Linked DNA regions of Homo sapiens: all the other regions are linked to region 1. Evidence: chromatin loops called from intact Hi-C (ENCODE). Cell type or tissue: PC-9. All regions are shown on one strand. Region 1 holds the start of NHLRC1 (NHL repeat containing E3 ubiquitin protein ligase 1). Region 2 overlaps KIF13A (kinesin family member 13A). Region 3 overlaps LOC105374955 (a long non-coding RNA gene). Region 4 holds the start of KIF13A (kinesin family member 13A). Region 5 overlaps KIF13A (kinesin family member 13A).

What was found. Hi-C counts contacts between places; a loop is a spot of excess contacts. Peaks named below come from ENCODE experiments on the same cell type or tissue, not always from the same donor. Only the 100,000 strongest peaks of a DNase experiment are listed, where the experiment ranks them.
Region 2: it touches region 1 in a loop (6-fold over the local background); 4 of 110 quality-filtered maps call a loop at or near these places.
Region 3: it touches region 1 in a loop (21-fold over the local background); 5 of 110 quality-filtered maps call a loop at or near these places.
Region 4: a loop joins it to region 1, with 7 times the contacts of the local background. A loop is called at or near these places in 66 of 110 quality-filtered maps.
Region 5: a loop joins it to region 1, with 9 times the contacts of the local background. A loop is called at or near these places in 25 of 110 quality-filtered maps.

What each region holds. Positions count from the first base shown.
Region 1 is chr6:18,120,316-18,125,315 of GRCh38, forward strand. It overlaps NHLRC1 (NHL repeat containing E3 ubiquitin protein ligase 1), which reads right to left and starts at 2,362. Exons shown (of 1, transcript NM_198586.3): 1 at 125-2,362. The coding sequence starts at 2,291. The coding sequence ends at 1,104. In PC-9, a CTCF peak has its summit at 2,442 (motif pointing left); no DNase peak of the experiment used is centred here; H3K4me3 peaks cover 548 bases.
Region 2 is chr6:17,905,209-17,910,208 of GRCh38, forward strand. The region is part of intron 2 of KIF13A (kinesin family member 13A); the gene reads right to left. Among named protein-coding and RNA genes, the nearest start is that of KIF13A, 80 kb to the right of the region's middle. In PC-9, CTCF peaks have their summits at 2,984 and 3,186; DNase peaks (open chromatin) are centred at 973, 2,373 and 2,683; H3K27ac peaks cover 3,962 bases.
Region 3 is chr6:18,501,432-18,506,431 of GRCh38, forward strand. The region is part of intron 2 of LOC105374955 (a long non-coding RNA gene); the gene reads left to right. Among named protein-coding and RNA genes, the nearest start is that of MIR548A1HG, 19 kb to the right of the region's middle. In PC-9, CTCF peaks have their summits at 2,743 (motif pointing left) and 2,946; DNase peaks (open chromatin) are centred at 420, 2,490 and 2,710; H3K4me3 peaks cover 428 bases.
Region 4 is chr6:17,985,451-17,990,450 of GRCh38, forward strand. It overlaps KIF13A (kinesin family member 13A), which reads right to left and starts at 2,185. Exons shown (of 39, transcript NM_022113.6): 1 at 1,959-2,185; 2 at 1,604-1,694. The coding sequence starts at 2,013. RefSeq lists silencers at 1,771-1,890, 2,261-2,760. In PC-9, no CTCF peak of the experiment used is centred here; a DNase peak (open chromatin) is centred at 2,881; H3K4me3 peaks cover 3,573 bases; H3K27ac peaks cover 1,713 bases.
Region 5 is chr6:17,812,624-17,817,623 of GRCh38, forward strand. It overlaps KIF13A (kinesin family member 13A), which reads right to left. Exons shown (of 39, transcript NM_022113.6): 17 at 4,397-4,610. Among named protein-coding and RNA genes, the nearest start is that of NUP153-AS1, 110 kb to the left of the region's middle. RefSeq lists an enhancer at 2,755-3,049. In PC-9, a CTCF peak has its summit at 2,908 (motif pointing left); a DNase peak (open chromatin) is centred at 2,878.

The sequences.
Region 1 (5,000 bases):
AAACAAACGAAAAAACCCCATAAACATGTAACAGGAGCGTCATCAGCCCTTTGACGCTAGTATGTAGTGTGTTCTGCAATAGTTTAGAACTTACACAAATATAGGCCTTTCTCAAACAACCAAGTGGTATTTTCTGAGTTTGTATAGTGGAGAAGATATAGGCGTTAAAAGACATGTTTACTTTTTTAATAAGCAGTTCAATTGTTTTTCTTATTCACGTAACTCAGGATCAACAGTAACTTCATCTAATGTGCCATCAGAGCAGTCGCAAATTGAATGAAAGTGATGGCCACCACAAAATCCTTTTTCTCCTGAACTCTCCATAAAGTCTCCTTTCTTTGCACATCTTTGTGCTAAAATAATTAGCTACTTGTAAAGACAGTACACATAGCAACACTACACATTCACATATTTTTCCCACATCTGTTGTCTTATTTAAGCGCAACTTATTTGGAATCAGAATTGAATTCAAATTGGGACTAAGGCAGTAAGTAACTATGACCTCGAGGAAGTCACTTAAGCTCTCTGGGTCTCAGTTTTCTCACTTGTACAATGAGATTAATAATAAAAATTATGGCTGAGCAAGTGGCTATGCCTGTACTCCTAGTACTTTGGGAGGCCGAGGAAGGTGGATTGCTTGAACTCAGGAGTTTGAGACCAGCCTGGGCAACATGGTGAAACCCCATCTCTGCCAAAATACAAAAATTAGCTGAGTGTGGTAATGCACACTTGTGGTCCCAGCTACTTGGGAGGCTGAGGTGGAAGGACCACCTGAGCGGGGGACGTTGAAACTGTAGTGAGCTGTGATCATGCTTCTGCACTCCAGCCTGGGTGACAGAGCTTGACTCTATCTTGGGGGGGAAGAAATTACCTCACTGGATAGTACAGATTAAATAAGCTAATATTTGCAAATTTCCTTGCACAGAGTATGCATTCAATAAATGGTAGATTAATCTCCAATAACTGTCCCAAGCTTTGTAAGTCTGCCAGATGGTTTTAATTATCCCTGCCTGGATAGATGAGTTTAAGTGACTTATCCAGGGTTAAACAATTCATTAATGGCAGCACTAGTGCTTCTGATTCCAGGGACCCACCCCAGCCCATCACCCCCAGTCAACTTTATAGACTTTTATAGAATGAGATGCTGTGTCCAGCACAAGAAGAGAATTCTCCTTGGTGAAGGTAAGAGCCACAGGATGCGAAAGACCATGAGTGACCATGGGCTTCGGTACTGGAAACTCCTCAGGTTTTCCTAAGCAAAGGATAGCTGGACCAGATGTATCTGCAACAATCACATTTCCCTGGTGATCAAAGGTCACAGCGGAGGCAGTTATTTTGGAGGGAAAGTAGAGGCTCAGCCCAAAGGTATCCACTTGGCCGACAAGCTGCATACTTGAGCTAAACACTTTCACCCTGGTGCTGCAAACCCCAGTCCCCAGGGCCAGGGGGTGCTCCAGGACCGCAATGGCCCCGGTGAGCCAAGACACTGCCACCCCTCGGGGATTGCACAGATGAGCTTGCAACCTTTCAGTTCTCCGAAGGACCCCTTCCGCGAAGTCGACGTCCAGGAGGTGCAGGGACCCTGCCTCCGCATCAGTTACCACAATCCCATTCTGAGGGGTGGTCTCCACACCCCAAGGTAAGGAGAATTGGCCTCCAATGACAAGCTTGATCTGGCCAAAAAAATCAAACACTTTGATGGAGCGATCGCCGGCGTCAGTGACAACCACATGGCAGTCGTTGGTGATGGTGACATCCACAGGGTACCTAATGTCTTGGGCAGCGTCCCCCTTCTCTCCAAACTGATGCGCGCATCCTCCCCCTGAGTCAAAAATCTTGACACGCCTCCTGCCGTCGTGCACCACCACGACACGCCCCGTCTTGGGACAAAGCGCCAGTCCGGTGGGGTTGACCAGGGTCCCCCAGCCGCCGAAGGTGTGGTGGCAGGTGAGGGCTCCGGGGGCGCTGGGGGCGGCGCGATGGGCGGCCGGGGACTGGCGAAGCGCTGAGCCCAGGAGCTCTATGAGGTGCAGCACCGGCAGGCAGTCGCTGGTGTCGCAGCCCCGGCAAGCTCGCCTGCAGAATGGGCACTCGAGGGCCAGAGTGCGCGGGTGCGCCAGGGCGGCCACGCAGGCCAGGCAGACCACGTGGCCGCAGGACAGGTTGCGCGGGCGCCGCTGCTGCCGGTGGCCAAACTTCTCAAAGCACACCTTGCACTCGAGCAGGCTGATCTCCGCCTCGCGCATGAGCTCATGCAGCGCTGGCCCGCTCTCCGAGGCTTCGGCCGCCATGGCGCGTCCTGTGCACTCCCGCCGCGCCGCCTGGCCGTGCCCCAGCGACGCTCTCGGTCACGGTCACAGTCATGGTCACGGGGTGGGACGTGCGCCCTGACGTCGAGCGCCGCGGGCCTCTGCACTGCGATCTGCTGCCCCTTGGTGGGCACGCGCGGCACTGTTTCCTGAGGGCCTGATGGTGGACGTTTGCAAGACAAATCCACATGCGCGTTGTGTAGACCTGTAATCGTCACAGCAGTCATGGATGGATTGTGTACACTTTCAGATGAGGAAACACACCTATTGAGGACAACAGGATTGCTCCCTGTCACCCAGCCTGTAAGCGGCAAAACAAGAACTAGAACCCAATCTTCCAGCCCGGGTGCCTAGCAGTGTCTCCAATCCGCAGCGCCGGGTGCTACGGCTGTCCGGGCATAAAACATGGTCCCTTAGCTCATGATGCTTATGATCTGAACCGGAAAACACGAACACACTAGAGAAGATAAACTCCAAGGGAGGTGAGGCAGATGTGTACATTTCTTTTGTGTCTTCTGTCATACTCATAGTTAAGTCAATGTTAGATGAATACATACTTGTAAAATGAATTTGTGCATGAATGAATGTTATAGAACAACAACAACAACAAAAAAAAATCAACGAGGTGAATGAGTGTCAGATGGGGCAACCATGCTGGAAGTGTCTTGCAGAGTAATTAATATGAAATAAGAAAGCTGTTAGTTAATAATAATTACCATAGAACTTCATTTTTTTGTTTTTTAAGACAAAGTCTCACTCTGTCACCCAGGCTGGAGTGCAGGGGCACGATCACAGCTCACTGCAGCCTCCATCTCCCAGGCTCAAGCAATCCTCCCACTTCAGTAGCTGGGACTACAGGCATGCACCATCACACTAGGCTAATTTTTTAATTTTTTTGTAGAGAGGAGGTCTCACTATGTTGCCTAGGCTGGTCTTGAACTTGTGAAAATTGTTCACATTCCTCCCCACCCCTTGGCCTCCCAAAGTGCTGGTGTGAGCCACTGTGCCCAGCCTATGGAATTCACATATGCCTGCCCCATTGTGTTAGGTTGGTGAAAAGGATTCGCAGTGTTTGCCATCACTTTTAATGGCAAAACCGTGATTACTTTTGCAGCAAATTAATAAATAATTTACATAGATTATCTTGTTTAAACCTCATAGCAATCCTACAAAAATATGTTATTTTTATTGTCTTTTTTTCTGATAGAATTCATAGAAATCAAATATCTTGCCCAGGGTCACATGGCTAGGAAGTGGCTGGCCTGGAATTTGAAGCCAGGCAGTTTGACTTCAGAGTTACCTATTTTAGTCATTTTCAAACTTCTTTGCACATGGTAAACACCTGGGTCGCACCCGAAAAGTTTAATTGGCCCATGGTGTGGTCTGGACAGCTGGGATTTATAAAAGCTCCCCAGGTGATTATAATGTACAGCCAAGTTTGAGAAACACTGCATTATAATAATTCCCTCAAATGACACTAAGTTCAGTTTTTCCAATCTCAGTTAAGACCAAAAACAAAGAGAATTTGCCATATGTTGGAAAATCTTCAAACAAGGGATAGCATAATCTGTGTGAAGAATCCATTGTGGTATTATAATCTCTCATTTTTCTTTTTCTTTCTTTTTTTTTTTTTTCTTTTTGAGACAGAGTCTTGCTCTGTCACCAGGCTGGAGTGCAGTGGCGCGATCTCGGCTCACTGCAGCCTCCACCTCCTGGGTTCAGGCGGTTCTCCCACCTCAGCCTCCTGAGTAGCTGGGATTACAGGCACCCGTGACCATGCCTGGCTAAGTTTTGTATTTTTAGTAGAGATGAGGTTTCACCATGTTGGCCAGGCTGGTCTCAAACTTCTGACCTTTCGCGTCAGCCTCCCAAAGTGCTAGGATTACAGGCATGAGCCACCGTGCCTGGCCCTAAACTCTTATTTTTAAGGGGTTCTCCCTCAAATGTCTTATGTGAACATTGTGCTTAACAAAACCTTGTATTAGAGAATTTCTTTTCCTTTAGAGATCATAATCATGAACATTCACCTTCTGATTTGCTAGATTTCTGAGAAAACACAATATTTTATCCCCTGTTGAGGCCCCTGGAAAGAGCTTTAATGTAAGACAAGAAAGAACATTTTCTAATCAAATGTCATTTGACTCAAAGATTGCGTACTGGGACACAATAACCAACTTAATAATTTCTGACTACATTTCCATCCCAAATAAACAACCAACTAAAATCACATTATTTATGCAATCACACCATTGCATAATTGATTAATAACAAATATGTCTTGAATCTCACTCTGACATTTGGCATTTCCTATGACTATCATTTCCTCCTCCATGGCTGGGCCTCCATGGATTTACCCTGTGCTTCCCTCCGATATTCCTTCTATAGAGGGTCCTGGACTAGCATGCCCATCTTTTCCTGCTTCCACCTAGAACAAGCCCTGAGAGTTGTGGGGGCAAAGGGCTTGAAGAGCAGAACGTCTAGTTTCCAAAGTGGTCAATGGCTGCCCTATGAAAAAGTACCATACTATAGTGGAAGGAGAGTGGGGACCCAGCTCAGGATGGTTCCAGCAGAGAAGAGAGCACAGGGGGAGCATGAGTTAGGGGGAGTCAGTGCTTAGACAGGTGGGCTCCTGGTTGTGCAGGTGGGGCAAATGTGCCAGACACATGCAGTTTAGAAGGAATCCCAGAACAA
Region 2 (5,000 bases), 220 kb before region 1:
TCCAATGTGGCCCAGGGAAGTCAAAAGATCAGACACCCCTGTTCTAAGTATTCTCCTAATCAGCAAGTATTTATTGAGTACTAACTCCCACAATGCATATTAGGAGTGCTTTGAGGGAATATTTAGAGGAATTAGGCATGGTCTCTGACATCCGGAAGCTTAAAACCATGCAAGAGAGACAGATACATACATGAATAATTAATATTAAGTGGATGGTGATAAGTGTGACAACAGAGACAGGAATGAAGAGCTATGTTCAGTCAACAAACATTTCACATGCACTGTCTGCCACTTTGTTGGGATACAAAAATAAATTAGTCTTTTTGTCTTTCAAACAAGAAACTGATTTTTTATACATATATCACAAAACAATATAAAGTGCACAGCAGCTCTCCAAAAAAGCGGGGGATTCACTGGGCAAAGAGGGAATTTTGTTGGAGGAGAAACGCCTGGAGCAGAATTTAGGAGGACTTAATAGGAATTCACCAAGCTGACAAGCCAAAGAAATGTTATCCCAATAGGGGGAATCATCTGTGCAAAAATCACCAGAGAACACAGCTCATTTGAGGGCCACAGACTCATGGGATTGTTCTGTTGCCAAGCTCAGCAGTTAGACTACAGTTAGCAGAGAAAGTGAGACCTGGGATGATGGTATAGGGATGAGGTTTTGCAGGACAGTAGGTACCATTTTCAATCAGGATTTATGAACTGTAGTTTGGAGATAAGTTTATATACTTTTCTATCAATAATCTAACATTACCTACATTGAAAACATACAACAAATGCTTCTATGAATTATAAAAAGTAGAAGGGGTTACATAAGCATCTGGAAGACCTTTGAAACCTATCACAAGAAGAATGCAAATTTCAAAAACTTTAAGTTCCAAGATAAAGCCTGGTTTGAAAATTTTAAAAAAGAGAGTCATCAGATGATCAAACCTACAATCACTACAGTAAAATTTTCTGAACATGTGAAGAAGCTGATTCATTCAAGAGACATGCCACCAAGTTTGTTTTGGAAGAATACTGGGTAGATCATTCAGAATCTACTAAGTTTAAGTATATGCTTAATGTCATTTTCTAATTGTTTTTCTCCTAACCCCTTATTTCCTCTAAGACTTTGATCTCACTGCCTATGGTGCTTTGCTTTTTCTTTTCCTTCCCTCCCTCCCTCCCTGCCTTCCTTTCTTCCCCCTTTCCCTTTCCCCTTCCCCCTTCCCTTTCCCTTTTTCTCTTTCTTTCTTCTTTTTTTTTTTTTTGGAGGAGATCTCACTCTGCTGCCTAGGCTGGAGTGCAATGATGTGATGACAGCTCATTGTAGCCTCAACCTCCTGGGCTCAAGAGATCCTCCCATCTCAGCCTCCCAAGTAGCTGGGACTACAGGTGTGCACTACCACACCCAGCTAATTTTTGTATTTTTTTGTCAAGACAGGGTCTTGGCATATTGTCCAGGCTGGTCTCGAACTTCTGGGCTCAAGCAATCCTCTTGCCTCAGCCTCTCAAAGTGAGGCTGAGATTACACGCATTAGCTACTATGCCTGGCTGCTGTGGTACTTTTCAAGAACACTATTCTTGCAGTTGGTGAGGGGAAGCTACGGTTCCATGAGAATACCTGGTAGGGCAAGAATTGGGTAGAGAAGGAAGTAAAGTCAGGAGGATGACAGACTGGGAGAAAACGGCAGAGGTAAGACACTCATGGTCTGGATACAATTCAAGAATAAAGATGCAGAGGTGCTGGGTGAGATAAGATGCTACAGTCAACAAGTGAAACCTAACATTTCAGAGGTAGCACATTTCAGGGTTGTAAATTCTAACCTGGTCATATAGTATATGTCTGTGAATTGAAATGGATGATCATTACTTTAATTAATAGCTAACACTTACTGAGTTCTAATTATGTGCCAGATAGGTTTCTGTTACTATCTGCTTTAACTCACTTAACATATTTAATGACCCTATACATAAAAACTCTCATTATTATCATTTTTCAAATAAAAAATACTGAGGAACAAGGTATACAGATTGCATGACTTTCACAAGATCATAGTTAACTGGCATCAGTACCATGATTCAAACCCAGGCAGTCTCTGGCTGGAGCACACTGTACACTTAACTGCTATTGAGTATTGCCTCTCTGGCATCAAAGAATTTGGTGAGAGCTCTTTCAGCTTAGGCTAGGTATTGATTGGATAGCAATCCATGTGGATGTTCAATGATGTGGATCATTCATGCTTACAAGGGTTATCCATGTGGTTAATAGCATGAATTAGCCCTTCTGTGTCCTTCATGAATGTGCAGGAGAAGCCTACACAGAGTGAACCTCCAAGAAGGAAAGGCATTTATGGAAAAAAAAAAAAAAGGAACTGGTATGACAACGTGGAGTTAGAAGGCTGCAAACGACTACTTCCTGCTGAGGTAGTAGGAAACTGAGGGCCACTGAAGAGGGGTATAAATAAAGCCACAAAAATGTAGATGCAGATGTGTTGGGAGCAAATCCTAGGCAGAAGGACAGCTGGAACAAAGCTAGAGTGCACAGGATATGTTCAGGGAATAGCAGGTAGACAGAATGTAATTGAGAGCCATACAGCTGGAAGAATAGACAAGAACCAAAATGCAGACAGCATTGACTGCCATGATGACTCAGCCTTTTCTCAGAAGAAATTGCCACAGATGGTTTGCGCAATGGGAATGACATGGCCAGATCTGTTTTAGGAGGGTGAGACTCAAGCGTGAATGTAAGAGGCCACACCATCTAGAGTCAGCAGTGAGACACGCACTGGTGAGCCTCTGCCTGGCACCAACTGCAGCCCTCACCGTGTGTAAGTTAAGACACTACTGCAAGGACAAGACAAAAAGTAGGACAGAAAGACAGAACACAAAGACAACTTGAAGGAAAAATCTGTAAGACTTGTTGAGTGTGTGCCCCCTCCACCTAGCCACTCCACCATGTCTACAAAGATTGAACGACTGCCCCACAGTGTGAAGGGACTTTCCACATGGGACTTCAGTCACAGACCTTGAAGCAGACCTGATGGAATGAATGAAGAAAAAAATGGCTTCCTTTCAATTGATACTTATTATATTGTTGACAGATTTAAAAATTAATTGAGGCTGGGCATGGTGGCTCATGACTATAATACCAGCACTCTGGGAGGTCACAATGGGAGGACTGCTTGAGCCCAGGAGTTCAAGACCAGCCTGAGCAACAGAGTAAGACCTTGTCTCTACTAAAATTGTTTTTAAAAATCAGCCAGGTGTGATGGTGCGTGCCTATAGTCCCAGCTATTCAGGAGGCTGAGGTGGGAGGATCGCTTGAGCCCGGGAGATTGAGGCTGCAGTGAGCCATGGTCATGCCACCGCACTCGAGCCTAGGCGACAGAGCGAGACTGTCTTAAAGAAATAAAATTAAAATGAACTCAAAATACACTTGTAATTTTAAAAAATGCTAATCCTGATATGCCTTCTTAAAAAAAAAAAACCCTGTTTCTTTTTAAAAAATTACCAGTTAATCTATTTTCATTTTCAATAAAACTCAAAAAGAAAAACAACTAATTTTGTACTGAAGCAGACAGACTTGTGGTTTGATTTTTTGGACTACTTTGGTATATTTGAACTACTTCCTTCTGGCATAACTGTATTTGGCTTAATTCTACAAGATATAATGAAGCACAGTGGTGAGGAGTTCAGGATTGGGGGTCAAACAATCCTAGCTCTGCCTTGATCTAGCCATGTTGACCTTGGACAAGTTTACTCAACCGCTGAGTCTCAGCCTCTAAAGCGGGAATAGAAGAGCACTCCTTTAGCACTGTTGAAGGATGGCATGAGGTGGCGTGGGTAATGCTGTACATCATTAGCATGCAGAGTTATTGCTCAATAAATGTTAGATGCCATTGCTGTTGTTACAACAAATAGTCCTCCTCAATTATACACGCAAAATGTCAACATTGCTGAAACTAAATTTCATCTGGGAAAAGGGTACTGGGGAGCTGAAGAATGACAGAACTTATAAAACAGGGTTCTTTCCCTGAAGAAAAGAAAGGTTTTTGGCTGGGTGCTGTGGCTTATGCCTGTAATCCCAGCACCTTGGGAGGCCGAGGCGGGTGGATCAACTGAGGTCAGGAGTTTGAGACCAGCCTGGCCAACATGGCGAAACCCTGTCTCTACTTAAAATACAAAAATTAGCCGGGTGTGGTGGCGCGTGCCTGTAGATCCAGCTACTTGGGAGGTTGAGGCAGGAGAATCGCTGAACCCAGGAGGCGGAGGTTGCAGTGAGCCAAGATCACGCCACTGCACTCCAGCCTGGGCAACAGAGTGAGACTCTGTCTCAGAAAAAAAAAAAAGGAAAAAAAAAAGGTTTTAAAGAAAATATGTATGATAGAGGAAGGGAAAGAATGGAGAATGGGGGACCAGGTATGGTGGCTCATGCCTGTAATCCCGGCACGTTGGGAGGCCAAGGCAGGCAGATCACTTATGGTCAGGAGTTCAAGACCAGTCTGGCCAACATGGTGAACCCCATCTCTACTAAAAACACAAAAATTAGCCAGGTGTGGTGGTGCGTGCCTGTAGTTCCAGCTACTTGGGAGGCTGAGGCAGGAGAACCTGGGAGGCAGAGGTTGCAGTAAGCCGAGATTGCACGACTGCACTCTAGCCTGGCGACAGAGTGAGACTCCGTCTCAAAACAAAAAAAGAGAGAGAGAGTGGGGAAAAAAAACTCTGGAAAGAATTATATAAATATGTATAAAGTTGGACACATTTATAAGAACTAAACTATGATATTAATTTCTTCAGAAAAGAGCCAAGAGCAGTATGCTACAAACACTTCAGGACAACCACACCTGACATCTGGTCTCACATACAGCCATACCTACATGTAAGGTACAATACAGCTCCATGACAGTGAAACTGAGGCCAAGGTAACTGACAAAATGGACATAGGAATAACAGTCTAAAATTTAACAATAGTCCGTATTTAAAAATAGATCCAACATTTTAAAATGTGC
Region 3 (5,000 bases), 380 kb after region 1:
TTCCCAGCTCTCAGACAAAAGCATTCACATGGATGTTATAGAGTTTCTTAGAAGGGCCACTGGCAGGAACGGCCCTCCCTGCGCCCCCGCGAAGCCCCCCTGGTGCCCCATGAGGAATGGCCCTTCTCAGTAGCTCTTTTCAATTCCTCTCCATCCCAGGTTACCTCTACGGCATTGAAATTCTCAGTGACAGAGAAGTTCTGGGCTCTTCATCCCTGTTTTGGGGCAGGGAATCTCTCTTTTGGCCTTGGGCTGTCCCTAGTAAGGAAGGAGCTCTAACAAGGCTTTTGTGTGTGTGTCAGAAGACGGCCCGCCCGGCAGGAGCACAGCAGCTCTGTTGTGGGCCCAAGAGGAAGCTCTGTAAGAACAGTCTAAGGGGAGGAACAGGGGTTGGTGGACGTGCTGCTAAGTCACATTAGGGGATTCCAGTAAACACAGGAAAAGAATGTGGTGGTTCCCCTTCTTGCACAACAGCCTAGAATGCACTTTCCATACAGTGCATCCTCAGGAAGGATTAAGAAATAAGGAATTAAGGACATGGTTTTAGGCCCTCATTTCTTTGCTTCTTAGAGCTCTTCTTTCCTCCCTTATCTTGGGGTTTTTCAAGGTATTCAAAGTCCAAGGTTGAAGCTGGGATTTAGGAAGGTCACTCTGGGTTTTGTTCAGCTCAAGGTACACCTTGTCTTAGGTATTCAAGGGAGTTCAAGAGAGGGCAGTGGCAATGGGCTGAGAGAACATCTACCTTCATCCTCATTCCCCTGTTGCCAGCAGCGAGATGACCAATGCTGGCTGTAGATATGGTTACCTTTGGTCCCCATGGAAGGTCTGCAGGCCTGGAGGTGCAGGTGTGGGACATCAGGGCACCCCCCTGGCACTACCATTTTGTTCTTCAGGGCTCCTTTTCCACAGCTTCTGGAAAGCTCTTAGTGTTAGAAGGGAATGGTCTTTGGACCACTGAGAGACAGAGGTCTGCATTGAAGTCTGAATCCTGCTTCTGGTTAGCCCTGGGACCTCAGGCCATTTCCGACATGTCATCCCCTCCCATTCCCCTGTTTACCTGTTGAATGGAAACACTCTGTCAATTATAAAGTATTACACAGAGTTAAAATATTATTGTTAAGATTTGGTGATTACATGGAGGTTAGCTTGATTTCTATTGAGCACATGTATATGTGGTGGGAGAAGAACTTCAACAGGGAGTTAAAGGTCAGAAAATGTAGTATATGTGCTGTGGAAGCGAGCACAAGTTCAGAAAATTTAAAAAGGCGGCTGCTGGCCAGGCGCGGTGACTCACGCCTGTAATCCTAGCACTTTGGGAGGCTGAGGCGGGTGGATCACATGAGGTCAGGAGTTTGAAACCAGCCTGGTCAACATGGTGAAACCCCGTCTCTACTAAAAATACAAAAATTAGCTGGGCATGGTGGCGGGCGCCTGTAATCCCACCTACTTGGGAAGCTGAGGCAGGAGAATCACTTGAACCCAGGAGGCAGAGGTTGCAATGAGCTGAGATTGTGCCACTGCACTCCAGCCTGGGCGACAGAGTAAGACTCTGTCTGAAAAAACAAAGATGCGGCTGCTGACAGGCATAGAGGGAAAAAAGAGCAGAGTGGATACTTTTCACAGAGTGTGATCAGTTATATAGACCAGAGGGAAGAAATTGGGGGACAGAAAGGGGGAAAAGCTATCTGGGCCTTAAGTTAAAATCTATGAGAGATGACTTTTTTAGTGGGAGGAGCTGGTGACTTAAAAACTCTCTCTGCCTACAGGGGCTCCCATTTGACTGTTAGAGACTTTTTCCTTTGGATGAAACATGGTTCTTTCACCACAATTCTCATTTAAAATATAGATATTTCTTGAAGGGGTAACATGTTAAGCTATCTGTTCCTTTTCCTGTTCATTTTCCTACTGACAGGGGCAGCCTGGGTAAAAGTGATGACACAGAATTATCTGGAAAGGGAAAATTGAAATCAGGATGTGGAACAGAGGACTTTAGAGACTCTTCTTCATCACTTTGCTTAGGTTTTAGTTTCACTGGGATTTGCTGAGAGGACAGGGAATGAGTGTCCCAGGGTGTCTGCCTGAGACTGGAATTGAGGAAGGGGTGAAATGTTAACCAGAGAGCTGGGAGGGCAAATCCCTGGTATCCAGAAGCTGAATAGCACTTCTGTTCCCTCACTGTATGCTATTGAGTGTGTTGGCCCAGCATGGTGGAAACACCGCATTCCCAGGCTGAGCACCTCATGCTTCTGCAGAGAAAATGCTTTTCCGCCTCAGCTTGTGTCACGCCAGATGCACTCTGATCTCAGAGGGAAATGTGTGCTACTGGTAATTAATAAATAACCTATCACAGTTTACAAAAACCTTTCAAATCCAGCACGGCATTTGGTTCTCATGTGTTCCTCTCAGGGTGCTAGATGAAATTCTGACTCTAATTCCTCTAGTAGATGAGGAAATGAGAACACGGAGTTTCTTAAGATTACTCACTTGGAAAGTCATGGAGTTACCCGGAAGCAATATGGCTCGCCCTTGCACCAAATCTCACTGTTGACAATGACGATGGTGGGTGCTTCTCTTACTAGAATATCAGTTTATTTCTCCAGCTCTTCTCTGAGGAAAATAATACCCCTGAGGACAAATTTGAGGCACTGTTATGTGAAATGCTGACTCCCTGAGAAGGAAGGGAACGTTGGAAGCCGAGAATGCTTGTGCAGTTCCTCTCATGCTGCAGTTTTCTGGTGCCATCTGCTGCTCTGTTCAAGTAATGGCAGACGAATGGCTCTTGGTTGAAGGAAGGCAATGGTTGTAGTGAAGTGCGTCTTTAGGGTAACAGAATTGAGTTTTTATCAAACTGGGGTGTGTGTAGGTCATTGTACTCATTTCAGTGGTTTATGAGGACTTTTTAAAAGTTGTCTTTTCCCAAAACACTAGGATTGCAAGGAAAGATCTGATGTGCAACTTATGGTATGCTATGCTATTAATTATATCAATGAATAGTTGCATGTTAAGAGAGATAGAGAGAAAGAACAATAATTCATTCCAAAGGAGGGAGCCCTCCAGTAGACTCTGAGCTATTTGAGGGTAAGAACCAACTTAGTTATCTTCGTACCACTAACCTACCAAGTGCCTGCCACCAGTTGTGGGCACCAGTGAAATATATGCTCATTCTGTCACTGATGGTACAATTTTGGGTACAGTGGCATATGCATGAGACTACGTACATCCGCCCTGGCCAGCAGTCTTCTCAGAACATGAGTGAGTTAGGGAATTCTTCTCTTATTTCCACAGAGGCAGGTAGCCTGAGCATGGGGGATATACACCTTTAAGAGACAAATACCAATCCAGTTCTTTACAAAGGACAGGGCTGGATTTTGTTTTTAGAGGCCAGTTAAGGAATGTGAAAAGATGACAGCATTTAATCCATAAAATGAAGAGAATGTGACATAATCCATTTGTAGGCCCCATTCTTAATATCCACAATTAGTATTAGAGACAGGGACTCTAGCCGAGGGATGGGGCAGGAATAGGTCCTAAGTTTAGGAAAGTTTCCAATGGGGCAGAGATTCCCAAGATATATCTCTTGCCTCTAATGAGAAGATACAGAAGGGAGACTTGGAAACAGTTTGTTCTTTGGACATCTTGCTCCTGCTAACCACCTGTGTAAGGCATCGCCAGGCGTCCCTAGCCCTAGATTTCACCCAGCTACTTCTTGTGGGCTGTGGGGAGGGTATGGAGCAGCATCTGCTAATGTGGAATCTAACATTCACGTAGAATGGCTTGAGGCCTTTCTGTTAGGAAGTGGGAGTATCTCCGAGGAGGCAGAGTCTACAAGCCTAAAATGAGAGTGAAGATATTTCCCCTTCATTTTATTTTTACACTTAATTCAGCAAACAGCTATGTGCATGAACAGGTGTGTGAGTTAAAATATGCCTTTACATGTGACTATTTAAAGGAAACTTAATTCTTTTGAAAAGCAAAGAATCTTTTTGCAAAGTAAATAATCATGACACAATTCAATTGATAATCTATGAGTTAGCTAGGATGTATTCATTAAAAGGTCTTTGTTGTTACCCACATTTTATATGTTTAAGGGAATATAGAAGGACATTTAGTCTTAGACCAATAAATGGATTAGCTGGTAAGTATTGAGGCAAAAATACATGTTCTTATTTATAAAATTATAAGATTATCTATACAAAATTATATAATATTAACATTATAAATATACATTATAAATTGGTTTCCAGATCAACTCTCCAAAATCAATTAAATCTATGATACAGATGAAATCATAACATTTGTAACTAAAACAAGTAAGAAGAATGCTGATAGAATGTTCAAAATTATAAAGGAGATAAAAATATTGAGTAGAAATATGTGTTTAGTTCTCGTTAAGATGTTTGAGTAAATGTTTGAGTATTAAAAACACAAGAAGAGATTTTTGTAAAGCTTGAAGAACTCCAAGAATTTGAGATGTTGGTGCCTTGATTCTTGTGGCTAATTCAATCTAAAACCGTGTAGCTTTCCTGTCTGGGTAGATATATATATTAGCTTTTACTTATGAATTAGGCAATTTCTCTCTCAGAATTGAAACAGAGGAAGTAAGGAGAGATTTCCCTGGACTTACTAGGTAAGATCTAGAAGACAAAGATGGAGGAATAGAGTTGGACAAAAATATGTATGGGTGTGATCTTGGTCTGTGAGTGATGACTGGCCTGTAAGTGGAAAAATTAAGAAAATCAGCTCATGAGAGTTTGCATACTTCCCTGATTCCTGAAAGAAGAGAATCTTTATCTGCTGGAGTTTCCATGTTGACTGACAGTCATATATGTTAAAAGGAGAACAACATTTTACATGTTTAATGACTTTTGGAAAGTCATTTGCAAAGTTTTTTTTTTTCTTCACACAGCAACATTATACAGTGGTTTGGGAAAGGAATTTCAATTCAGGAATTTTATTTAAAATCAAAATTCAATTGCCTTCCCTAAACTCCTTTAAAGTTG
Region 4 (5,000 bases), 130 kb before region 1:
TAAACAGTAGCTAACAGTCGCACTGCTTATGGTTAAGAGTGACAAGGAGCAGGTGCCAAGCCAGCAAGGAAAACAAGTAACGGCTACACAACAGGAGCTAAAAAGTATTCTACCTGTTCCCCCAGACTGCTTTCAAGAATCTGACCCAACAGAATTTTTTCCCGAAACAATATGCAGTTTGCGGGGGGGTGGGGGGAGGGGACATTCGTTGGTGATATGGGCATCTAATTTAATCTGTAAATATTTAATGTACTCAATGAGTTTACTTACTATCACCATGAAATATGCTATACTATCTACACTGCTATAAATGCATCTAAAAATACATCCATTACTAGACAACATTCAGTACAATGTACAATAAACACTACATTCAGTGTTAAACACAACATTTTACATATAGCTTAGCTATTTAATATCACCACCAGAATCTGCTAAAGGTAGCAGAATGTTTGCAAACTGGATAAAAACTGCTATGCTCAACACGAAAAGCAAAGAATCCCCAATCTTATCGCCTCATGATTTCTTTCCCCAAATTTGGCAAAACTGAGCTTGAACACCACACATTATAGAATGGAGGCATTGCTTCTCTAAGCAATAATGTCACAAACCCTGCTTCAGAGTCTCTCTTCAGTGAAAATCTCTGAAGAAGGAAATTCACTAAATTGTATTCCATCGATCAACAGGTGATTCGTGGAAACACAAACTCATATTCATTTCCAATGAAAATTAATATTGTAAACTCTCCCGTTTTTTCACATATATATATTTACAAGCTACTGCATTATTATATTGAATGAATTCCAACCGATTTCTTCTCAGAGGCTTACTAGAAAAATGCCAAATATTCAAATTATTTTGGGGCGTTAACCCATACTGTTGCATGGAACAGAACGGAATTAATAAGGATCCAACAGTTACCACTTTTCAAATGCAAATATGTTGCCATCTAGTAAATACAGCCCCTTTTTAAACATCCCTCAGTGTCTATACAGTTCAGGGCCCTACTTTTGTTTCTTTGAAAATCAAAATTCGCGCATTACATTGAGGCATTATCTCAACTCAGCAACAACAACTAAAATAGATACTAACTAGTCCAGCCTGAGTCTACATCGTACAAGACTTTTGCTTTATTTTTTCCTCCCATTTTAGACACACTGTCCCTAAACAATTCTGCCAAAGGAAACAAACCCTGCAGTGATGAAAAGAATCACGGACACTGGGTTCCACGAACAATAAGGTCGTGGGCTGGTCACCTGCCCGCCTCGGGCCTCAGTTTTCCTGTCTGTAAAATGTGGCCGCTGGACGAATCACCTATGGGGTCCCATCCGGCCCTCTCCCTCCCGGGTGCCTCGCAGCCCGCCCGGGCTCAGCTGACTGGTGCTGTGGCCAGGGTGCCCTGCCTGCCGCCGCTCTAGATGGAGGAGAAGGGGGGCGAGGGAGGAGAGGAACTTGGACTTGCAACAGCTTCAAACAGGAGCCGGCGACAAACTTGAAGCCGTCCTCCTAACAATAGGAAAGAGCACTCCCATTTTCCTGGCTCAAACTTGCGGGACCCCGCGAGGCTGGATCCTCCCAGCCGCCCTCTCGGAACCCGCTTTACCTTTCTCCCTGTTTGGTGTTAGAAGGAGGAGGGTGCAGGACCGTTTGATTCCCTTCCATCTCCACCACGCACTTGGTGTTCAGTTCCAGTTCTGAAAGCAGAGAGAAAGGGACGTTGCAAAGTCCAGCATCCGCGCCTCCAGCCCGCCCGCCCGCCAGCCGCGCCGAGCGGGGCTCCGTCCCTGGAGGCGGCCGAGCCTGGAGACGGCGCCCCGGGCACCACGGCCAGCGCGGACGCCGCCTCCGCCCCGGCCCCCCGGCCCCGGCCGCGCTCTCGCCGTCCCGGCCCCGCAGTTTCTAAAGTTGCCCCCGCCCTCAGCCCGAGCAGAAATAAAAAAGAGCGGAAAGCTCCTCACCTCGTCGGTTCATGGGCCGGACCCGGACGGCAACTTTTACCTTGGTATCCGACATGTTGGCTGCGCTCGCCCGGCCGCTCGCCGCGCCCGCTCGGCCTTAGGCGGCCCCTCACGCGCGGCGCCGCCGCCGCTGCAGCCGCGCGCCCCTCGAGCGCGGCCGCCGCCGCTCCGCCGTGAGCTCCGAGAGGCAGCGCCGAGGCGCGCGGGCCATCCCGGGGGAGCGCGACGCGGGGCACGGCCGCGGCCCGGGGAGGGGCGGGCGCGCGGGGCGGGGCGCGGCGGCGGCGGCGGCGGCGGCGGGCGGGGAGGAGGCCTCGCCGGCGGGCCCAGGCGCAGCTCTAGCCGCGCCGCCCCAGCCGAGACCGCAGCGCCGCGGCCCCTCGCGGCTGCCCGGGGCCCCGCGCCGCCATGTTCCGCGCCCGTCACCCGCCGGGGCTCGGGAGAGGCCGGACACGGCCACGCGCGGCGCCCCCTGGAGCGGCGGGACGGCAGTGAGAGGAGCGGCGAGCAGCGCGGCGCTTAGGGGAGGCTGGAGTCCGGGGCGGGACGCATTGTTTCCCCAGGGGACCTCCCAGGCCAAGCCTGCACCGGCGCCCGCGGGGCCCCCCCCCGGACACCGCCGTGAGCTCGAGCCGCCTTCTGGGGCCGCTGCCACCCGGAGCCCCGGGACGGCAGCAAGGACCACGGCTCGCCGCGCTGGGTGCGCAGGCCTTCCCCTCCGAGTCCCGGCACGCCGCCCCCTCTGTCCCACACGGAGCCTGCAGCGGTATTTTAAGATCTCTGTGGTGAACCGAGACTAGAAATGAATCTGTGAATCCACCACCGAAACAGTGTATGTTTGTAAATAGTGCTCTCCCTTCCTTTCCCGGCCTCTCTTGTCTCGGGAGGGATGTCAAGTGGGCTGGGAGGGCCATTAACTCTTACATAAGAATTTAATAGCAATGGATTCTGTCATCCTGCCAAATGCAGACCTCGCTGCCAGGGCGGAACTGGGCGAATCCGATTTATTCTGTTTGGTTCAACAAGTGCTTAAGGGGCGCTCACCGAGTGCCAGGCATTTTGAAGCGTACAGAAGTCAAAAATCCAGAGTTTAGATCCAGGAATCTTTCGATTTTGCTTAAATCTAGAAATCCACTTATTGGAAGATGCATTGAGGTTTTACTGTGTGCAGGGTGCTGTTGAGGACACACAGAAACATGAATAGCATGATGCAGAGGCACACGCTAAGGTGGAAGAGAGGGCGTGGAGACTTATTATGCTAGACAGTGTACGGCAGGTGCTAGGAGAGGGGTCCGTCCGCCTCCAACCGAGGTGATGCTACGCTTGACCCTCGAACAACACGGGTTTGAACTGCACGAGTCCACTTACACGTGGCTTTTTTTCAACCAAAATCTGATTGAAAATACAGTATTCGTGCTCTGGCACAGTGCCTTACGCCTGTAATCCCAACACTTTGGGAGGCCGAGGCGGGAGGATCACTTGAGGCCAGGAGTTCGAGACCAGCCTGGGCAATGTAAAGAAACCCCATCTTGCCAAACATAAAAATTTAAAAAATAGCCGGGCATGGTGGCAGGTGCCTGTAGTCTTAGTTACTGGAGAGGCTGAGGTGGGAGGATCACTTGAGCCTGGAAGGTTGAGGCTGCAGTGAGCCATGTTCGCACCACTGCACTCCAGCCTAGGCAACAAAGCAAGACCCTGTCTCAAAAAAAAAAAGGGAGAAAAAAGAAAAGACAGTATTTGGCAGGTTCAAAACTGAGAGATCCAACTTTTCCTATTTGTGGGTTCTGCAGAGCTGACTGTGGGACTTGAGTATGCATGGTTTTGGATGTTCCTGGAACCAGTCCCCTGTGTACACTGAAGGACAAATACTTCAGCCCCACCTTATTGTAGAGCCAGCTATCTCAGTCTACCTCTGAAGGGCCTGTTGCATCTTTCCTCCTCTCCATTCCTGCTGCTGCAATCTCACTTTACCTGTCCATTCACTTGTTCAACAAATGTGTTCTGAGCGCCCTACTATGTTACAAACACTGTTGTAGGCTTTAGGCTACAGGCTCTCAGCTGCTGCTCAGAAAGAGGTGAAATTTCCAGCCCTCTGAGGCTAAGAATCTAGGTCTGTGCTTACCTCTTCACTTTTGGGCTGCTGAGACATCCTGTTAACCCTCCTAGCTTTGCCTCCTCTAATCACTCCTAAATCCAGCTTCCAGACTGATTTTTCACAAAATTAAAATTTTATCCTTTAATCGTGCATGGTATTCTATTGTTCAAAAAACTCTCAGGCTGGGCACGGTGGCTCACGCCTGTAATCCCAGCACTTTGGGAGGCCGAGGCTGGCAGATCACCTGAGGTCGGGAGTCCGAGACCAGCCTGACCAACATGGAGAAACCCCGTCTCCACTAAAAATACAAAATTAGCCAGGCGTGATGGCACATGCCTGTAATCCCAGCTACTTGGGAGGCTGAGGCAGGAGAATCGCTTGAACCTGGGAGGCGGAGGTTGCGGTGAGCCAAGATCGCACCGTTGCACTACAGCCTGGGCAACAAGAGCCAAACTCCACCTCAAAAACAAGCAAACAAACAAAAAACCTCTCTGTTTAATATTACCTCCCACCATTCCTGAAATTCTTTATCCAGGACCTTTTCACAAGCAAGATACCATCCCTATGCTAAGCCATTGCTCTGGTAGTTTCTATCAGTGGGAATTGTAGAGGGTTGAATTTGTAACTCCCAAAAAGGTATGTACAAGCCATAACCTCCAGTACCTGTGAATGTGACCTTATTTGGAAACAGGGTCTTGGCAGAAATAAAATTAGGATGAGGCCATACTGGGTTAGGATGGTCCCTAAATCTAATGACTAGTGTCTTTTTTTTTTTTTTTTTTTTTGAGACAGAGTCTCGCTCTGTTGCCCAGGCTGGAGTGCAGTGGCACGATCTCAACTTACTGCAACCTCCACTTCCAGGTTCAAGCGATTCTCCTGCCTCAGCCTCCCAAGTAGCTGGGACTACAGGCATGTGCCGTCATGCCCAGCTAATGTTTGTATTTTTA
Region 5 (5,000 bases), 310 kb before region 1:
CACTGCAATGAATATACATGTGCATGTGTCTTTATGGTAGAACAACTTATATTTCTTTGGGTACATACCCAATAGTGAGATGGCTGGGTGAAATGATAGTTCTGTTTTTAGCTCTTTAAAAAATTGCCGCATTGCTTTCCACAATGATTGAATTAATTTACACTCTCACCAACAGTGTATAAGGGTTCCCTTTTCTTCGCAACTTTGCCAGAATCTGTTATTTTTTGACTTTTTAATAATAGCCATTCTGACTGGTGTGAGATGGTATCTCATTGTGGTTTTGATTTGCATTTCCCTAGTCATTGGTGATAATGAACACTTCTTAATATGCTTTGTTGGCCACATGTATGTCTTCTTTTGAAGACACTTTTGCTTTTATCTTTTATATTGTTTAGTAAATAGAAAGGATATCAATGGGTACAATTATATCAGTTATCCTCAACAGCTAGCTGTTGCTTGGCGTGAAGCCACCAGCTCATAGTAAATGTGTAAAAGGCAGCTCTTCAGAAAAAGGACCATCTGATAACTTTTGTCTGTTTCTTCCAGGTACAATAAAGTATAAAAAGTAACATAACATCTGGTGCAGTGGCTCACGCTTATAATCCCAACACTTTGGGAGGCTGAGGCGGGCGGATCACCTGAGGTCAGGGGTTCGAGACCAGCCTGGCCAACATGGTGAAACCTCATCTCTACTAAAAATACAAAAATTAGCCAGGTATTGTGGTGGGCACTTGTAATCCCAGCTACTTGGGAGGCAGAGGTAGGAGAATCGCTTGAACCTGGGAGATGGAGGTTGCAGTGAGCGGATATCATGCCATTGCACTCCAGCCTTGCACTCTAGCCTGGGCAAGAAGAGTGAAACTCCATCTCAGAAAAAAGAGTAATATAAGTATGATAAATCTTCCTATTTCAGTATCCAGACAGATGAGCAGGTAGCTCCTGGGGAAAATATAATTGACTCTCTTCTCTTCATTTAACATTAACAAGTGCGTGACTGTTGCGAGCCTTGCGCTGCAGGGCAGGGTTCCCTTTTCTCCTCTTGGGAGTCACCTTCCCCGGGTGTGGCCTGTGTTCTGCATCTCATTGCTAGTGAGAGCTGCAGTGTGTGTGTGAGTTACAGGAAGAGCTCTACAGTCAGAATGCCACGGCTCTGATCCCATCGCCCAATTTACCAGCTAACTGACCATCTGGGTAAATCATTTAACCTCTCAGCCTGAGTTTCCTTATGTGTAAAGGCAGTAGCAGTTGTGAGGATTAGAGGAATACAGGAACAGCAATTAGTACCTGGTACATGGTATAAATGGTCTATAGATGTAAGGTGCTGCTTTTTTTTTTTTTTTTTTTTTTGAGATGGAGTCTTGCTCTGTTGCCCAGGCTGGAGTGCAGTGGCATGATCTCAGCTCACTGCAAGCTCCGCCTCCCAGGTTCACGCCATTCTCCTGCCTCAGTCCCCCGAGTAGCTGGGACTACAGGCGCCCGCCACCACGCCCGGCTAATTTTTGTATTTTTAGTAGAGATGGGGTTTCACCTTGTTAGCCAGGATGGTCTTGATCTCCTGACCTCGTGATCTGCCCGCCTTGGCCTCCCAAAGTGCTGGGATTACAGGCATGAGCTACAGTGCCCGGCTTTTTTTTTTTTTTTTTTTGAGACAGTCTTGCTCTGTCACCCAGGCTAGAGTGCAGTGGCGTGATCTCAGATCACTGCAACCTCTGCCTCCCGGGTTCAAGCAATTCTTCTGCCTCAACCTCCCGAGTAGCTGGGATTATAGGTGCCCACGACCGCACCTGACTTATTTTTGTATTTTTAGTACAGACGGGGTTTCACCATCTTGGCCAGGCTGGTCTTGAACTCCTGACCTCATGATCCACCCGCCTCGGCCTCCCAAAGTGCTGGGATTACAGGCGTGAGCCACCGCGCCCAGCCAGGTGTTGCTTTTATTAGTACTATTAATTATTATAACACAGGTGTTATTAGGAGACTGCAGAGAAAACTGGGTTCAAACTCTGTTTTTTTCACTTCCTAGATGGTTGATTAAGGCAGGATATTTAAACTGATTGCCTGACCTATAAGACAGGGATAATAGTTCCTATGGCATACTGCTGCTGGGATGTTAAATAAAAGACTGGACTATGGCAAGAACACAACTGAAGTCTTCAATAGCCTATTGTCCTTATTATGGTAGTGGTGATTATTATTATTACCATTTCCTCCACTGTAGGGTCCAGCCCCACTGGGTCTGTGGATTTTTCTCCTCGTGTGTGGAGATGAGAGATCATAGAAATAAAGACACAAGACAAAGAGATAGAAGAAAAGACAGCTGGGCCCGGGGGACCACTACCACCTAGACGCAGAGACCGGTAGTGGCCCCGAATGCCTGGCTGCACTGTTATTTATTGGATACAAGAAAAGGGGGCAGGGGAAAGAGTGTGAGCCATCACCAATGACAGGAAGGTCACGCAAGTCATGTGTCCACTGGACAAGGGTCCCTTCCCTGTTTGGCAGCCAAGGCGGAGACAGAGAGAGGACAGCTTACACCATTATTTCTTCTATGTATTTCAAAGACTTTAAGTACTTTCGCTAATCCTGTTACTGCTATCGAGAAGGCAGAGCCAGGCGTACAGGGTGGAACATGAAAGCAGACCAGGAGAGTGACCACTGAAGCACAGCATCACAGGGAGACAGGCCTCTGGATGGCTGCGGGCGGGCCTGACTCATGTCAGGCCTTCCACAAGAGGTGGTGGAGCAGAGTCTTCTCTAACTCCCCCGGGAAAAGGGAGACTCCCTTTCCCAGTCTGCTAAGTAACTAGTGCCTTCCCCAGGCACTGACGCTACTGCTAGACCAAGGCCCGCTAGGTAATGGGCGCCTTCTCAGGCACTGGCCTTACCACTAGACCAGGGAGCCCTCTAGTGGCCCTGTTTGGGAGTAACAGAGGGCTTACACTTGTCTTCTGGTCACTTCTCACTGTGTCCCTTCAGCTCCTATCTCTGTATGGCTGGTTTTTCCCAGGTGATAACTGTAGAACAAAGATTATTATAATATTGGAATAAAGAGTAATGCTACAAACTAATGATTAATGATATTCATATATAATCATATCTATAATCTATTTCTAGTATAACTATTCTTATTCTATATATTAGCTTTATTATACTGGAACAGCTTGTGCCCTTGGTCTCTTGCCTTGGCACCTGGGTGGCTTGCCACCCACACTCTACCACTTTCTCCTTTGAGAGTTCTGATATAAGTATTTTAAAGTCATAAATCTTTTCTTTTAGTCAGGTTCTTTTTTTTTTTTTTTTTGAGACAAAGTCTCCCTCTTGTCACCCAGGCTGGAGTGCAATGGCGCGATCTTGGCTTACTGTAACCATTGCCTCCTGGGTTCAAGCGATTCTCCTGCCTCAGCCTCCCAAGTAGCTGGGATTACAGGCGCCTGCCACCATGCGCTGCTATTTTTTCTTTTTTTTCTGTATTTTTAGTAGAGACAGGGTTTCACCATGTTGGCCAGGCTGGTCTGGAACTCCTGACCTCAGGCGATCCGCTGCCTTGGCCTCCCAAAGTGCTGGGATTACAGGCCTGAGCCACCGCACCTGGCCTGAGTCAGGTCAGGTTCTTCCTGTCACCCAGGCTGGAGTGTGGTGGCATGATCGCAGCTCACTAAAGCCTTGATCTCTGGGGCTCAAGTGACCCTCCCTCCTAAGCCTCCCAAGTAGCTGGGATTATAGGCACCAGCTACCATGCCTGGCTAATTTTTTATTTTTTGTAGAGACAAGGTCTCGTTATGTTGCTCAGGCTGGTCTTAAACTCCTGGGCTCAAGCGATCCTCCCAGTGACCTTATAGGCATGCACCACCACGCCTGGGTAATTTTTACTTTTTGTAGAGACAAGGTCTCACTATGTTGCCTGGGCTGGATTCAAACTCCTGGGCTTAAGTGATCCTCCCGCCTCAGCCTCCCCAAGTGCTAGGATTACAGGTGTGAGCCACTGCACCCAGCTATAAATCTTAAACTTTCACATTTAGTAGATTAATCAGCACTGAAGTTGTATTTAAATAGATTCAAAAGTATGAGAAATAAGAAAAAAATGCTTTTGTGTTAAAGAAATTATTCAAACTTTCTAAATTTCAATACATACCTGTCTAACCCTTGCAACTTGGCACCATTTTTATTGAAGGGTAAATGGTTTGGGGGTAGGAGGGGTCTTTAACAGCTAACATTATAGTAAACATACTTAGGGTGGACAATATTTGTGAAAGGAAAAGCTAATTGGCAATATCACGTATGGGATTAAGAGTTCTCTTGTTGCTAGGTTTGTCCCTGACATGTCTCAAAAACCCCTCCCTCAAAGACCCACGGCCTTGGGGCCTTGACTCTGGGCTGCCCCCGCTGCAGTTCTTACCTCTCTTCTGCCCACTGGGTCACCTTCTGCTGCGCTGTCTGGCTGCTGTAGGCCAGGCGGTCAGGGCCGCTACTCTGTGGCTGCCTGTCGGGGGAGAGCTGCTGGCGGAGTTGCTCCAGTTCCCGCTCATACATGAGCCGCTGCTCCTCTAGGGCACTTCTCTTTTCTTCTAGGTATTGTTTCTCCAGGACCTGAACCACATTTTGAACTGGGTCTAGTGAGCCAAGAGACAAGGCAAGGTGTCTTAGTGGCGGCTAAAACAAGCATTCATGCCAGGCACTGCAGCCTGTGGGAGGCTTCCTCTAGCAAGGAATCTAGCCAGTCAATACGCTTTTTGTGAGAGGCCTGAGGGGCCACATCAGGGAAATCCTCTCAAATTCCTTGTTACAGACATTGCAGATAAATGCCCTTTATAAGTATACATTCTCCACATCCTCTACGTTACTTTCTTCAATTTGATGAGCTCATCCTAACGTTTAGATAAATCATTAACCTACTACCAGCAGATGGGGGAAGAGAGAGGAATGTGATCTTATCCACTGGGAAGAAAAACTTCACGAAATCTAGGACAATTCCAAACACAGAAGCACATAAGATTTGATCT